Regions from separate parts of the Homo sapiens genome. Here region 2 is linked to region 1. A link is a loop called in an ENCODE intact Hi-C map of the cell type or tissue named here. Cell type or tissue: natural killer cell. All regions are shown on one strand. Links, peaks and the distances in the headings refer to the core of each region. The heading gives the core; the rest is flanking DNA. Region 1 has its middle 45 kb from the start of ESD. Region 2 overlaps LRCH1 (leucine rich repeats and calponin homology domain containing 1).

What was found. A loop is a pair of places that touch in the nucleus more often than their neighbours do. Peaks named below come from ENCODE experiments on the same cell type or tissue, not always from the same donor. Only the 100,000 strongest peaks of a DNase experiment are listed, where the experiment ranks them.
Region 2: it touches region 1 in a loop (4-fold over the local background); 2 of 110 quality-filtered maps call a loop at or near these places.

The regions. Positions count from the first base shown.
Region 1 is chr13:46,748,161-46,756,500 of GRCh38, reverse strand. It overlaps a transcript of LRCH1 not described here. Among named protein-coding and RNA genes, the nearest start is that of ESD, 45 kb to the left of the region's middle. In natural killer cell, for the core only: no CTCF peak of the experiment used is centred there; a DNase peak (open chromatin) is centred at 4,470; H3K27ac peaks cover 259 bases.
Region 2 is chr13:46,664,606-46,672,945 of GRCh38, reverse strand. LRCH1 (leucine rich repeats and calponin homology domain containing 1) reads right to left here. Exons shown (of 20, transcript NM_001164211.2): 3 at 3,790-3,916. Among named protein-coding and RNA genes, the nearest start is that of LRCH1, 120 kb to the right of the region's middle. RefSeq lists enhancers at 4,595-4,644, 4,705-4,924, 5,440-5,489. In natural killer cell, for the core only: no CTCF peak of the experiment used is centred there; DNase peaks (open chromatin) are centred at 4,345, 4,815 and 5,665; H3K4me3 peaks cover 1,036 bases; H3K27ac peaks cover 3,231 bases.

The DNA.
Region 1 (8,340 bases), core at 45-8,044:
AAAACCATAAAAAACCCTAGAAGAAAACCTAGGCATTACCATTCAGGACATCGGCATGGGCAAGGACTTCATGTCTAAAACACCAAAAGCAATGGCAACAAAAGCCAAAATTGACAAATGGGATCTAATTAAACTAAAGAGCTTCTGCACAGCAAAAGAAACTACCATCAGAGTGAACAGGCAACCTACAGAATGGGAGAAAATTTTTGCAATCTACTCATCTGACAAAGGGCTAATATGCAGAATCTACAATGAACTCAAACAAATTTACAAGAAAAAAACAAACAACCCCATCAAAAAGTGGGTGAAGGATATGAACAGACACTTCTCAAAAGAAGACATTTATGCAGCCAAAAGACACATGAAAAAATGCTCATCATCACTGGCCATCAGAGAAATGCAAATCAAAACGACAATGAGATACCATCTCACACCAGTTAGAATGGCAGTCATTAAAAAGTCAGGAAACAACAAGTGCTGGAGAGGATGTGGAGAAATAGGAACACTTTTACACTGTTGGTGGGACTGTAAACTAGTTCAACCATTGTAGAAGTCAGTGTGGCGATTCCTCAGGGATCTAGAACTAGAAATACCATTTGACCCAGCCATCCCATTACTGAATATATACCCAAAGGATTATAAAACATGCTGCTATAAAGACACATGCGCACGTATGTTTATTGCGGCACTATTCACAATAGCAAAGACTTGGAACCAACCCAAATGTCCAACAACGATAGACTGGATTAAGAAAATGTGGCACATATACACCATGGAATACTATGCAGCCATAAAAAATGATGAGTTCATGTCCTCTGTAGGGACATGGATGAAGCTGGAAACCATCATTCTCAGCAAACTATTGCGAGGACAAAAAACCAAACACCACATGTTCCCACTCATAGGTGGGAACTGAACAATGAGAACACATGGACACAGGAAGGGGAACATCACACACTGGGGCCTGTTGTGGGGTGGGGGGATGGGGGGAGGGATAGCATTAGGAGATATACCTAATGTTAAATGATAACTTAGTGGGTGCAGCACACCAACATGGCACATGTATACATATGTAACACACCTGCACGTTGTGCACATGTACCCTGAAACTTAAAGTATAATAAAAAAATAAAAACAAATTATTACATTAAAAAAAAAACCATGTATCACTTTGATAAACAGGGAGAAAATTCCAAAATGAAACAACAACAACATAGTAATATTGAATTAAATTCAAGGAGAGAAATGGCAACGAAATTAAAGCCTTCTTCAGTAAATCCCTTTTATCCTGCTCTTTGTGGTTTGGCCTTGATGTGACTTAGCATTCAGACTAGTCCAGGTAAGACTCAGTTGATCAGGTTTTAGCATGTGACTATGCTTGCTTTTCTAGGTTTAAACATTCTAATAATTGCCCAGGAATTTTTTTTAACTTTAGAAACTTCAATGGAGTCAACTCTGCTGGGAAGCCCTTCTCTTCAGTGAGGGTACAGACCTGACCTAGCTGAGCCTCTATCTGACTCTTTCTTACCTGCTGTGACCTTGAACAGATTACCTGAACAACTGAGTCTCAGCTTCTACTCATTAGTTTGCATTCTTAATTAGAGCTGAGAGAAGCCCAGCTGAAACTGATTTTATGCAAAAGTTGTAGCCTCTTGGAAGTACTCATGAAAGATTTAACTACCTGGGCTTCAGAAATACAGGATTTCTTTCTTACTGGACCCAAACTTCAGGGTTTTTTTTGCTGTCTCTTGTGCCTCTGTCTTTCTGTAGGCCAGTTTCTCCCTAGATCTTTTGTAGGTTTTATGTCTTCTGTCTTCGGTCACCAGGAAAAGAATTAAAATCCCAAAGAAGAGACTTGCAAGTCAATTGTGAGGAAGGTGCAGCTCCTGAATGGATGAACCATAGCCAGGTGGGCAGTGCTATGTATGGGCCACAAATCTTTGTGGTATATGAGGCAGGAGCAGTTCCTACTCCTAGGAGTATGTGGTGTTAGGTGAACAGTCCCTTGGTGTCCACTACAAATCTCTTCCTTACAGGGTTATGTAAGTTTTTGAGCTAATGTGTGTAAAGTTTATTTCACCTCTTCAGTAGACACTGCTGCACTGTTCTAGGCATTGGCGATTCAGCAAAGAACAAAACAGACAAGCAGCCTTGTTCTAATGGGGCACACAGCTGAGATACAACACTCGACCCACAGTAGCTACTCAATAAATTACGCGTTTCCCTGTTGCTCCAGCAAGTTTAAGATGGAAAGTGTCTGTGAAGAGCTGGACTTCTGTAATATGCAGAGGGACAACTAAAAGATTTTGGGATTTGGCACAGTTGCAGCGCCTCAAAGGAAAACACCATGGGCCATGTACAGAGTGTCTTGACTCAGTAAATGAGGATCTTAAATGCAGAGGTCCTGATACTGCTCCCTGAAGGCCCTGCTCAGGCTAGCAGTTTCGGGTCTGTGTGTATTTTATGTGGGGTGGGGTGGGGTGAGAACGTGGAAATGATGTTACTATATTCACTTGAATTTCTCAAAGCAGCTGCTGTCTACCAAAGGTAGGCTAGCCCTGTGAGGAAAACAAGACTGGCCCAGATCTAGTGGTGTAATCAAGGCAACCATTTCATTCTCTGGGTGTCAGATACCACAGTTGAGGAGGGAGGCCCAGATTCTGTGGTTTTCACAACATGGGCCAAGAAATCTTAAGTGTTCTCAAATATGCCCAAAAAACAAGTAGGGGTCCTGAATCCATGCTTTCACCTGAACTCCAAATCCATCATAGCAAATTTGTTACTCCTGTTATGTTACGCTATAAGTTTTAGTTTGGGAGAAAAAAAGAGTATCCTGAGGGGTGTGTGTGTGTGTGTGTGTGTGTGTGTGTTATCGACAGATAGATGGATAGAGTCATTCTTCTGATAGCTATACATGAATATACAGTCATGTACACATAACAACATTTTGGTCAATGATGAACTAAATATACAACAGTGGTCTCCGAAGATTATATAATACCATATTTTTACTGTACCTTTCCAATGTTTAACTATGTTTAGATACACAAATACTTACCATTGTGTTACAACAGCCTACATTATTCAGTATAGTATCATGCTGTGCAGGTTTGCGTCCTGGGAGCAATAGGCCACATAGCCTAGGTGTGTGGTCGGCTATACTAAGTGTGTAAATATACTCTATGATGTTTGCACAATGACGAAATCACCTAATGACACGTTTCTCAGATATATCCCTGTTGTCACATGATGCATTACTATATATTCTTTCTCCAAATTTTATACACACCCAGCCATACATACATATAACATATACATATTATGTGCACATATACATAAATATACATGATTGCTACAATCTGTTTCAGCAATGACACCCTATGATGTGTGTGTGTGTGTGTGTGTGTGTGTGTGTGACCGGGGTCAACCTTTTTGATGGGTAAGTCAATCACAAAGTGGTTTGTACAAATCCAAGATTTTAATGGCTGTTAAATAATAAAAGGAAGGATATTTGCACTATATACATTCTGTCCACTGACGATACTGTCAGCTGGCCATGCATTTTATTGCACATATAAACAGTGTACAAGGATCTTGAAGACGTCTTAGCCATAGAAGGACTGCATTTAAAAGAAAAAAAAGCAATTTTACAGAAGACTGAAGCCATTTACATTACACAACCAACTTCAAGAAAATAATAAAAATTAATATCAAAAGAAATACTTTAATTTTGAAAAAAAAATCTCTCAAAACAATGATTACAAAGCTTCATGCTACCATATATACACGTAAGAAAATATTTCAGGACCCCGCATTCTGAATGCCCGTGAAGGTGCAGCAGGCTAAACTCCTACTTATATAGTCAACCTTTGAATGTTGCTTAAATTGTATACACTCTTTGTCCAAAATGTTTCTTTACATCATTATGCTATTTGACAAAACAGGTATTTGTGCAGTACAGAAAAATATTAAAATACATTTTAAGTTAGGTTAAAGTGCACAGTACATCTGATAGGAAATAACTGCTAGCTGCCAATCCAAATTTCCGTTTTCAGAAACCTCCCCCCATCTTCCCAAGAGTGGAGGGCAGCCATTGCCTTGGTTGATGTTGGTCTGTGCTGACTGCACACTGAATCCTCCTCCTGGTGGTGTCTTTTCTTTTGCGTCCCCCTCTACATTTGTCTTACAAACTGTGGCTGCTGCTGCTCTAAAAACTTCCAATGGCTTTTCGAGGAGGTGAAAGTGCAGTCAGCATTCACAAGACTTAGAAAGGTTAATTACTGGGACATCTGTGATTGCAGCGTGAGTGCACATGCATGGAACTGCCTGCAGAAGGCTGCCGTGTTCCGTGAATCTCTGAGAGCAGCATGGGTTCCACTCCTTGGCTGGTTCTTCTCTAGCCCTATTTTGTTGCACTTGCTCCCTCCTCAGCCACTCAGCCTCACAAACTCCACTTACTGCACCCTCCCCTTAGCCTGCCTTGGTGGTGCTGCCCACAGGCTCACAACGACTCACTTCTGAGGTTTCACACCAGAGACTGTGAATCTTGCAGGATTTTACAGACTACTTGGAAAACCACCAACCACCAAATTAAAATAAAATGAGCACATCTCAGAATCATTTCCTCTTTTAAAACTGGCAGTTGTAAGAAGTGCTGGTTTCCTGATTCAGGTCCTATGTGCCTTAAGTAATTTCTGATACTCAGTCGAAGCTTCCCTTCAAACCCTTTTTGGTTCAACAATCAACTTTTTATCATCTCCACTTTCCTATGCCATTTCTTCATTATCTACCTTTGGTGCTAAGCTCTCTTTAACGTAACCCAAGTTACAGTGCAAAAGTATACTTCAAGACACACGATGCTAACACTTATTATTTCTTTGTGTTAAAACGTGAATGTTTTGTGCATAGCAAAAGAAGTATGAATCCAAAAAATAATTGTTCACATTTTAGCTTCAAGTTTAATATGTCTTTTTTTTTTCCATCACAGCTATTTACAAATAACTTTGGGGTGCTCTCTTGATTTTAGTCAGTTCATTATATTGGGGGACAGAGGGCTGCTGGAATGTAGGAAACTGGATGGAATGCAGAAATATAAATAAGACCAACGTTCCACAAACCAAAGTGTCAATATTGCCTCCCCAGAAAAGTTGTGTCCTAAAAGCACCTGTTTTTCGCTTTTTTTTGGAATCATATATACCAGAAACATTACTGAGACCTAAACTACCGCACACCAAAGAGGATAGAAAATAACTCAACATTTATATTAAAATAAAGTGTTTAACCACAAAAAAGCAGTAATAAAATAGTTTCCTAATTTACAATTTGCATCCAAAGGATGAATAACAACTCACTAATAAATAATATTTATATAAATATTTTGTATGTCGAAAATAGTTTTTTAAAAGGCAATGGTCTCAAGAAACCTCTCGAAAAATTTGGTGGTGAAAAACCTGATTGTGCCCCCCTCCCCCCACTAAATACATAACGAGTTTGGTTTTAATAAAACGAATGCGTCTTGCTGCAAAACGGTTGTGCTTGGCGTTTTGGTAATGGCAGTCGGTGAGTGTGGAAAGGATGAAGGAGGGTGGAAAAGGCATTGATGTGCTGCTCAGTTTTTTTTTCCTCCAGCTCCCTCTCTGGTTTCAAGATAAATACCTGTCAAGTCTTAAAGTCGGAGGTCAGCTCTGAAAGGTAGAAAATCCTCCCTTAGACTGAAAATTGTTTCAATGTAACTGGAGTCAGTGAAGTGACAGGCAGTGGGTGGGAGAGAGGGTTGAACAGGTGCCTGGAGCAGAGTTCAGGATCCTGGATGAGAGCAGAGTCTGAGCCCCCAATGGAGAAGGGGTAGTTTCATGTGAACAGAGCCTTCGTTACGGTGATGTCTAGTAATGCTTGAATGGTAATGCCCACTTTGACCAGGCCTTTTTCTTCAAGGATGTGGTGGGGGAGACATAGCTTTTCCTAAAAGGAAAAAGAATAAAACATCAATTTTTAGATGATTGTACTCTCATTGTAAAATCCTGCTACATCGTTGATGACATCAAAGTTAGGTTGAATACTCTAGTATGCCTGTTTGATCACCTACACCAAGCTCCTTCCTTTGCTTTCAACCTACTGCAAAGACCTTTTCTATGTTTGCAGAGAAAATAATGATTTTTCACACATGCAGTTTGTTTCAAAAAGGCTCCTAATCACCATGAAGTCTGCAGATCTAAATATTTAAGAAAGTTTTACACTAAATAACTGAGCTACAGAGTCAGTCAGAGAGCATACACCAAGAATATAATAGCTTCTATTTTTATAAAGCAAAACTGCAAATAGCCCCTGACACATTTTAAAGGCACTCAAATATTCATTTGTACCGACCACACATTGTTATACTGACCATAGAACTTCATTGAGTTCATTTTACTTCCTGTGACCTCTGGAACGCAGGCAAGTGGGTGGACTGGCAGCCTTTCTTCATGGTTTATGAACAGTCTTTATAAATTGGTAATTATAACTACAGCCCTCAATAGCCTCCCTTTCAAGACTCTTTCATAAAACTGTCAAAGACACATATGTCCTGCTACTCTCTCATGCTGCATTTTTGCTCTTGGGAAATGTCCAGGACATACTATTTAAGAAAAACAGTAAGCGTGAGTCCCTCCTTGTGTGCAGAACCTTTCATGCTCCACAAACCAGTTTACAGAATAACACAATGAAATAATTTTCCACCTTTGTTATTTCACCCTGGTCTGATATCATTCAAGAGAATCTTCTTCCAGGGTGTGTCTCCTTGGCTGGAAAAAGACACCACGGCAAATATTCTTTTATCTACTTGATGACAGTGTGTTTTCCACAGCCCAATGTTTACTTTTTCTTTTTTCTTTTCTTTGACAGGAAAAAAAAAATTGTATTTATTTATGGTGTCCAGCATGATATTTTGATAAAAGTATACATTGTGGAATGGCTAAGTCAAGCTAATTATCATATCCATTATCTCAGATACTTATTTTTTGGTAAGAACACTTAAAATAGAGTCTTTTATCAATTTTCAAGTATAAAATACATTATGATGAACTATAGTCACCATTTTGTATCCTTTGACCAATATCTTCCTATCCCCACCTCCCCACCCAGCCCCTGGTAACCACCATTCTACTCTCTGCTTTTGTGAATTCAACGTTTTTAGATTCCACGTATTAGTGAGGTCACGCAGTATTTGTCTGTCAGTGCCTGGCTTATTTTACTTAGCATAATATCGTCTAGGTTCATCCATGTTGTTGCAAATGACAGGATTTCCTTCTTTTTAAGGCTGAGTAGCGCTGTTTTGAAGGAGAGTTTAAGTGGGATCTGCATCCAGCCCTAGGTGATGGAGTCACTGTTCAGCAGGAAGCCAATTGGTGTGCTCTGCAAGGAAGGGCTTCCTTCCACGTGACACTTGCTTGAGGAACCAGATCTTCTTGCTGCCTCAATGCAGAACTCTCCAAAAATTACCGGAGACACAGGCACTCTGTGCTTAAAAGACTTTCAAAGGACATGACATGACATCTCCAATAACTTGTTCCACTGTCTCAAATGTCAGTGGGTCTTACTCTCTCACCATCTTACCGTATCTGCTTTTCACCCTTCCCTACCTTGTGGCAAATTCAGAGAACATCAGACTTTAACCTAGGCCTTAAGAGATGGCCCCCTGTCAACAGAAGACAGTCGATTCTTTAAAGAACAATTTTAACCATGGTTTCATGTCATTGCTGTGTATCAAAGTAGGATTATCTTGTCAATGGCGTATCAGGTGAGCATGGAAGTTCATGCTGCCTGACAATTTATTAGCCAAGTATCAACCTGAGAAAGGATGGGGGAGTTCTGTCTGAGTTGTGAGCTGTGAGCCAGGCTGTTAACAATGGTGCCTCCTTTTGCGGCATGGTGAGGGATATCTGTGGCCTGATGACAGTGTCCAGCCTCCCCGGCACCATCTGCCACGGGCTTGTGAAATCACTTGAATCTGGCATTTCACTGTTAAGGCAGGTTCTATAAGGGCAAAGATATGTCTTCCTCATTCTATTGGCTCTGACAGCACCCAAGTCGACATCTGGCTTTGCAGGAAATTGTAAATGGCTGTTAAGTACAGTTAAGTTCCTGGTGCCAGATATTACTTGGGGAAAACAATTCTTTACTTCATACCATATGTTAAAATCAATTTGAAATCAAATAAAGAGTTGAACATTAAAAAAAAAAAAATCTACAACACCCCTCCCAATAACATAAAGGTGAATATTTAGTACTTTTTTCTGATAAATGGATGGGAAAGGATTTCCTAAGCTAAAAAAGCATTATGAAAAAGTCACAAAGGAAAAG
Region 2 (8,340 bases), core at 136-8,135, 84 kb after region 1:
GGTGAGGGTGTTTCAGCTTATGTTACAATTTAGCTACACAGGGGTGACCTTCCGTATGTCATGCACTGGCTTTCTGCCTCGGGTTTCTTCATTCGTAAGATGTCAAGAGTTTGGACTAAATGCCTTTTACAATCCCCTATCACTCTAAGATCCTAGAACCTGTGGGTTCAGCAGTTATTGCTGGTGGAGAAAAGACACAAGAACCAGGTGAAGACAGTCCTGTAATGCAGGGCAGCCCTCGTTAGAGCTGGGGCCAGGACAGGGTGCCCAAGAAAAGCATGGGGTGTCCCTTAGAGCCACCCGACAGCCAGTGTGTCCTGACGCTGGAGACAACGCTGTTTACACGTCAGCCCTGCAGCTGACAAAGGGTATTTGAGGAAAGCCCTGCTCTAGTATGCGGCTGACTCTCAGGCTCAGCACATGTGCCACCTGCTAACAGATGAGCTGGTTGACACAGCTCTAGAGCACAGCTGATGGAAGGCATGCGGTGTCATTTACACCCAAGGTTCATGGGACAGAAGCACGTATCAGCACCAAAAAGTTCCAGAAGATTGATCTCACCCATGTGCCACCCATCTGCACGGGACCTCAAATAATGAAAAAAAAAAGCAACTTGTCAGCTTTATTCATAATTGGCAAAACTTGCAAGCCACCAAGATGTCCCTCAGGAGGTGAGGAGATAAACTGTGCAGGCAGTGGAATATTATTCAGCACTAAAAAAAATGAGCCGTCAAGCCATAGAAAAACATGGAGGAAACTTAAATGCATATTACTAAGTGAAAGAAACCAACCTGAAAAGGCTACATACTGTATGGTTCCAACTACATGACATTCTGGAAAAGGCAAAACTATGGAGACAGTAAAGATCAGTGGTTGCCAGGGTTGAGGAGGAGGGAGGGATGACACAGAGGATTTGTAGGGTAGTGAAAGAGACACATGTCATTATACATTTACCCAAACCGATAGAATGTACAACACCAAGAGTGAACACACTAATGTAAACTGTGGACTTTGGGTGACATTGATGTGTCCGGATAGGTTCACAGATTGTAACAAATGAACCACTCTGGTGGGGAACGTTGATGACAGAGAGATTGTGCATGTGTGGGAGTAGAGGGTATGTGGGATATCTTTGTACCTTCCTCTCAATTTTGCTGTGAACCTAAAACTGCTCTTAAAAATAAAGTCTGGTTTTTTTAGTTGTTATTCATATTGTATTTGCAAATCCTAAACCAAATTTTAGCAACCATGGATTTTGTGGCTATCAGATACCTAAAAGAAGCATTAAAAGAAAAAGCAGCAGCATATGACCGTCACTTTCATCCAAAGCTTTCACCTAGGAAATTTTTTGTTTCCTAGAACCAGTTAAAATGGCACCTTCTGAGTTATGTGGACAGCAAGATTGAGTCTTCCTGCCCCCTCAGCCCCATTCAGGCCCAGCACCTGACGGTCTTCACAATCTGCCCCAGCCATCTTTCCAGGTTCACCTTCCACCATTCAACAGTAACATTCAGCAAACATCTGCTGGGTGCCTATCAGGTGCCAGGCACCTGGGATGCAACAGCAAGTAAGCAGCTATCAGGGTGTGGGGGGAGCTGGCACAGAGAAAGCCAAGTAAGAAAACAACTGTGATGCTATGAAAATTGAGTAATAAGTATGGAGTGCTTGCCTTAGGAGCACCTAACTCAGGCTTGGAGGATCTGGGAAGGCTTTTTGGACAAAGTGAGATCTAACTTGGCTAAGAACTAACCAAGAAAGGAGCGGGGAGGAAGAAACAGCCCATGACGAAAGAGTGATGTGTGCACAAGTCCAGAAATGAAAATGAACAAGGTGCATTCCCAGAAGGTAGGAACTTGGAGAGTGAAGGTGCCAGTGGCAAGAGATGAACCCGAAGAGGTGAGCAGGGGCCTGACCACAGAAGGCCTCGAATGCCCTGTGAAGGAGTTGCCTGTGGCCTAAATCTAAGGCAGTGGGCATGAGGAGGGTGTGCCCAGCCCCATTCTATCTACCTAGACTTCAGCAGGATTAAACGGCTTCCTACTCCCAAGCACGACATGGACTTCTAGGATGTATTGCCTTTGCACAAGCTGTCCCTTCTCCTTGAATGCTTTCCCTGTCCCTGACTTCTTTTTTCCTCCTAGGAAATCCCACATGGGCTTATTTAAGGGGCCTCTCAAAGGGCTCTTCTTTTCCAAACCTCTCACAACCCGAAGACTGAATTAATTAATCATTCCCTGCCTCGTGCACATGCTTCTTGTAATAGAAACTTTTGGGGACAGGGTTGGGGGGGGATGGGCAGTGTCTGCTCAAATTAATATCTGTCTTCTTTCAGAATTACCCCCTTTGGTGGCAGCCCAACAGCCACATCTGAGCAGTGTGACCATGTGCCTTGGGCACAGCAGACTCAGTCGGCGAGAACATCAGACCAGATCTGCCTCTCACTTAGAACCCAGGGCTGAGAGATGCTAGTAGGTCTCTTGCTAGGTGCTTTACCTGGGAGAACATTTAAACTTGGGCAACCTCTGCCGTTGTATGGAAGAGGAAAAGCTGAGCAGAAAAATGAACCGCTGCCATGGTCCTTCACAACATTCCAGTGTCTTGTCCTAGTCACTCATGACCTGTGACCAAATGTCTTCATCGTAAGTGATCTGATGGACCCCTGTATCCTCTAACCAACGCTGACTTTTGGTGTGAGCTAGCTGGAATGAGTTTTGGACAATGCTATCAAATAATCCATGAAAAAGACACTTTCTATAGCTCTAACGTCTTTCTACAGCAATTATTAATTTCTATATTAAAGTCAAAGTTGATACGTATGTGACATGGGTGCCATCACTCTCCTAGCCCAATCCCACTAAAGACATGACTAAGCAATCACAGCATTCTCTATCTGGGCCTCACAGGCCAGCACCGTGGTGCTCCGGGTGGCCCCAGAGGAGTTGGCACAAAAGACAAAACTTATTGGCCATCATTGTTCTAGACTGGAATCTACTGAAAGACAGGTACTGTGCCCTTTTCATCATTTAATCACATCAAGCCCTGTGCCTGACACAAGATCAGGATGGAATAAGCCAATGCTTAGATGATAAATGAAGACTATCACCTTTCAGCCTGACTGCTAACTCCTGCTTCTTCCTTCACCTATGTTAGCTCAATGGAAGTTTAGAAAGTATTCATTCTTTCCCAATTTAGAAAAAGGGTAAATAATTAAATTAGTAGTGAAAGAGCTGAAATATAACAGTGCATCTCAGCTTCACACACATTTGTAATCCATCTCTGCTCATCTATAGCTTGTTCTCCTTTTCTATCCCTAGGGACACGGTCACATTTTAAAATTACAACGATTTGCGACAATGATTTCTAAAATCTCGACAGAATCAGAGCACCCCATTCTTTCTGTCTTCTGACTTAATTTTATACCTTCATGAAGTGTGGCCTACTAACTTATTTGGAGATTATTTTGGCAGTTTAGCCATAATTTTTTACAAATTTATATGCAATCTGAAAATACTAACTACAACATGATAGCCCATAAACTTCAAAAACGGCAAATCCTGCAAACTTCAGGAGCTGTAAATTACAGGAAGCCTTTAAATTCCAGGAACTGTGTCTGTCACAGTGAAGTTTCAAAGCTGTTCCTCTCCCCACTTAATGTCTTTATCATATACCTGCCCTCAAACAACAGAGGCTCTACCTTGTCCAACCGTAGCAAAAAGGTTTTCTGAATACCTTGAGAGGCTATGATCAGTCAACCAACAAAAAAGAGCATCTTAAAAATCGGTAACATACCAGCTCCATTAACTGTTTGAGCTGACCTATCTCTTCTGGTAATGATCCAAGTTTGTTGTTACTTGCGATTAAGACTTTGAGAGGCAGACCACACAGGCAGGCAGGCAGGGCGGACAGCTGATTTCGACTGCAAAGACAATACAACAAGAACACATGTAAACAGAAAGGCCACTTCATACTGTCTGTGAACCTGTTTTTAACAAGAAAGGAAAAAGGAGTGATCTGAGAAGACATTTTACAAATACAAGAAGTCCAATATATTTTCTGTGTGACAACTCAAATGACAAGTATGTAAGAAAACAAAATATGTTTTTCTTTTTTTAAAAAAAAATAAAAAATAAAAAATAAGGGTATGGGCAGTTCTCAAAGAGACAACTTTATTCAACACAAGGAATGCCATCAAAGTCCCCCCGCCACCCCGCCACCCCGCCACCGCCACTTAGAAGCTGAGCCCTCGGCCAGCCAGGAGGCAGATGGAGAGCACATCCTGCACAACCAATAGCAACGGGAAGCTGGTGCCAACTGCCCTCTCCTGACAATGTGTGCAGGAAACTCAGCTGGACCAAAGCAACCAGCACCACACAGGCATCATTTCATCCATTGCAGTAGGGATGGGGAAGATAATTTTGCTGCAACTCACAAAACCACCGGGCTCATTTCCAACATTTTGACTCAGCTTCCTTTTGTTAAAACAAGGGTTGCTACAGTTTAAGTCTGTTTTGGTATCTGCAAGAGAGCTAACTAAAAGAGAAAGAAAGGAAAGTTGGTCTTCTGGCAAAGTGGAACTGCAGCCCAGAGGGGTTTAGTTCCACAGAGCAGCCAAAAAAGTCTAAGTTGATGTCTCATCTCTGCTCTACAAGAAGAGGGTCTCTACCCAGAAGTTTCTGAACTTTCTATCATCAATGCTTAGTTTTCATGGAGATGGAAAATACTAGATAAATAAAATCTACGAACCATCCTTATTTATATGTCAGCCATTTATTTCAATCTCCTCCCCCACAAAAAGCCCCTTTTTCCTGCTACCAAGCAAAAAGACAGATGGGTTTCAGTTTCCCTTTCTTTCTCTGCCCTTCTGGTGTTGAAGCCAACAACCACAGAGTGAAATATCTAAAAATCTGTATGTCATTCAGTGTAACTATTTAATAAAACTGCTGTGTGTTTGCACACACATGCATAAAGTTTCAGAAGCTGTGTTCCTGTGTGAGTGTATTTATAGACATGCATGTATCTGTGTATGTGAGGGGGAGAGACAGACAGAATGGAAATACACCAAAATACTATCGGTACTCCTCTTCGGGTATAGGTACAATGGATGGTTTTTATTTCCATTATTATACTTTGATGTATTTTCCAAACTTTCTACAAGTGCTTTTATCATCAGGAAAGAAACATCATTATAAAATGATAAATGTGACCTGGATATGTGTTACGAGTGCTCCTATTTGTGAAAATTCTTTATTTTTTATTTTTTATTTTTTTAATTATACTTTGAGTTCTAGGGTACATGTGCACAACGTGCAGGTTTGTTATATATGTATACATGCGCCATGTTGGTGTACTGCACCCATTAACTTGTCATTTACATTAGGTATATCTCCTAATGCTATCCCTCCCCCCCTCCCCCCACCCCACGACAGGCCCCGGTGTGTGATGTTCCCCTTCCTGTGTCCAAGTGTTCTCATTGTTCAATTCCCACCTATGAGTGAGAACATGAAAATTCTTTGAGATGTATACTTATGATCTGTGCACTTTTCTGAATATATGTCATTCTTCAATTAGAAGTTTGACTCTCCTCCATATGAGGGAGCAGAAATCTGGTTAACTGAAGGGCAGCTCTACCTGATGAGCTCAGAAAAAGCAGGTGCTGTGCTGTGGAAAGAACCTTTCTAATCTGGGCACGGCCTTGTCAACACCTTGATATCTCTGCTGCTCCAGGGCACTCAATTACCCATGTAACTATGTTTTAGCAAGAAGAGATACAGTCATATCTTCTCTCCATTGTGCAGACCCATGGAAAAAGCTATTTCCAGAAAGAGGCAGATTTTTCTTTAAGAGGGTCCAGCAGAAGGAGGGAGGAGATTGAGTGCCCTCCTGGTAGGTTCCTGGCTTGCAAAAGACCAACCAGCTCTTCACTTTCCCTAGTTAGCAGGATTGGACCAAGAGAATAAGGGCAATGGGCCCGCACTGGCACTCTCTCCTGGTCTCTGGGGACGGTGGAAGGGAGGAGCTAGGGCCAGCAGCCTGTGTTTCTGCCTCTCACATCCCTCCCAAGGCTCTCTCTCACCAGCAGGGGCTCAGTGGGACTCTTTTGGCTGGAGGAGGGGGTCTTCCTGTTACCCTGCTGTGAGGGCTTTTTTCAAGCTCCAAAAAAGGCTCCTTCAGAAAAGAGAACTCAGTTTATTAAAAGGTGGCAAGCAAATAATTTGAAATGTAACTTGTGGTTATAAAATATTTGTTAATATGCAATTTTATAAAGTGAGGATCGGCAAATAAAAATGTTAATAAGGCAAGTCTATTTATTTGGAGCCATACGTAAACCTCCTTTTGAAGAGGGATAATGAGAACAAAGATTAGTATTTTCAAGAAAGTTCTACATTCCTATTTTTAGCAGAGTTAACAAATACAAGTTAAGATCTTTCCTACATTTCTTTGCCTGGAAACTCAGAGTTACACTCTAAGTTATCCGTCTCACTAGTTGGTGCAGGGATCTAACCAGATTAGCAGATATGGAACTGGGAGAGTCATGTATCATACTACTTTGAGAAACACAAAGAAAGTTCTGCTCATTCAGATGCGTGAGTATTTGAGATTACATGGGTTTATTCTCATTGGAAATCTTCCAGAGTGGGTACTTACTTAAAATAAAATAAAATTTAAGCTTGTGAAAACATTCATGGTCTCTTTGAGGGGAACGGATGCTTTTTACACTAAAAGCTGCTGATGGAATGGCCTATCTCATATTTATGTTCCATATATGTCTTGTTTACACTGTAGTTAATCATCTGTAGACTTACCAATTCACCATGCTAAGAATTTAGTCACCGTACAGCAGGCCACAGACCTGGGGCACATTTCTTCGACTTCATCTCTCTGCTCCCTCAGCCTCTACTTCATATATTTTATCACAGGATGTTCCTGTATTACTTGTAATTTCCCCAATAGAAAAAGGAAATACACAGGCACACAAAAGCCCATTTGCTCTCCAGCAAATATTTAGACAGGAGAGGAAAAGCTGCATTCCCTTTAATCCTCTACCCACTAGCAACCACAGCAGCAGCCTCAGCTTTTTGAAACCACTCTTCTGGCAGCAATTTTTCTCAAGCAAGTAAGTGCCTCAGGCCACAATCCACTATCCTACACCCCTGGTCTTCTGCAGCCTTGGTGCTATAAACTGGCTCTGTGCTGAAAGAACGTTTGAAAATAAGGCCATATTGTATCCGACAAGCTACATCACCAGAGCCAAGTCTACACCCCCACCCCTACCCCAAACCTGTCTCTTTGTCACTGTCCCTGCAGAGTCTGGGTTGAAGATCAGGGTGGGGAGGAAAGAGAAAGAGAGGGAAGGCAGTGGGCTTTTACCAGATCCATATTATTGTGAATGCTTCATCTTCCATCTTTTTCAGTTAAATGACTTCCTGCTGGATTCATTTGTCTATTTCATCATTTCAAGATGAAATAAGGCAGCTCAATATAATCTAAACATTCTTGGCAGCCTAAATTTGCAGGATACATTTATCTTGGCTTCAAGTACCACTATCCCTCACTTAACTCCTAAATTAAGGAATTTACAAACCAAATCACTTTTTCTGGTTTTACTTTTAGAGTATTATTTTGATGTATTTTGACTATGGCACTTATTGATGTCCATAGTTTGAGTCTCAATCTTAGTATCTGATATTATTTATTATTGGTTTATCAAAAGGTTATTTTCCTTAAGATATGTGATTATAAAGACATGCTATGTTCTTACAGGTGATTTTATTAACAGAGCATAATACCCACATTTTTAAATTCTACTGGAATATACCTCTGTATTTTCAGTGAATGGATTCACTTAACAGAATACAGAAAATTATTTTCACTTAGAAAATAATTTATAGAAAAATTTATATAACAAATTTACTCACTCAATTGGCTGCTTGGTGTGGCAGAAAAGTCACCAATTGTAAAAACCTTTCAGATTGTCAAGAGACTGCCCCTCCCAGACTAAGCCAATTTTTAAGTAAGAGATAAAGAGAGAAAGGCCACCTGTTGTGAAATTTTAAGACCTGGGTTCAAATACCATAGAGATGATTTGCCACAAATCAGGTAAATCATTTAATCTCTCTGGTTTTCTCAGCTATAAAACAGAGACAATAAGACCTACCTAACACGACATTATAGATGTGAAAATGCTTAGCCCAACACCACATCCATATATAAAGATTAAACCTCACCTAGCCACTAATGTAACAAAGCAGCGAGGAGGTGACCATAGAGAGCATAGGTGTGCTCAGCTCGATTTTACAGCCACGTGTTGCTTAATGACAACGATACCTTCTTTAAAATGCT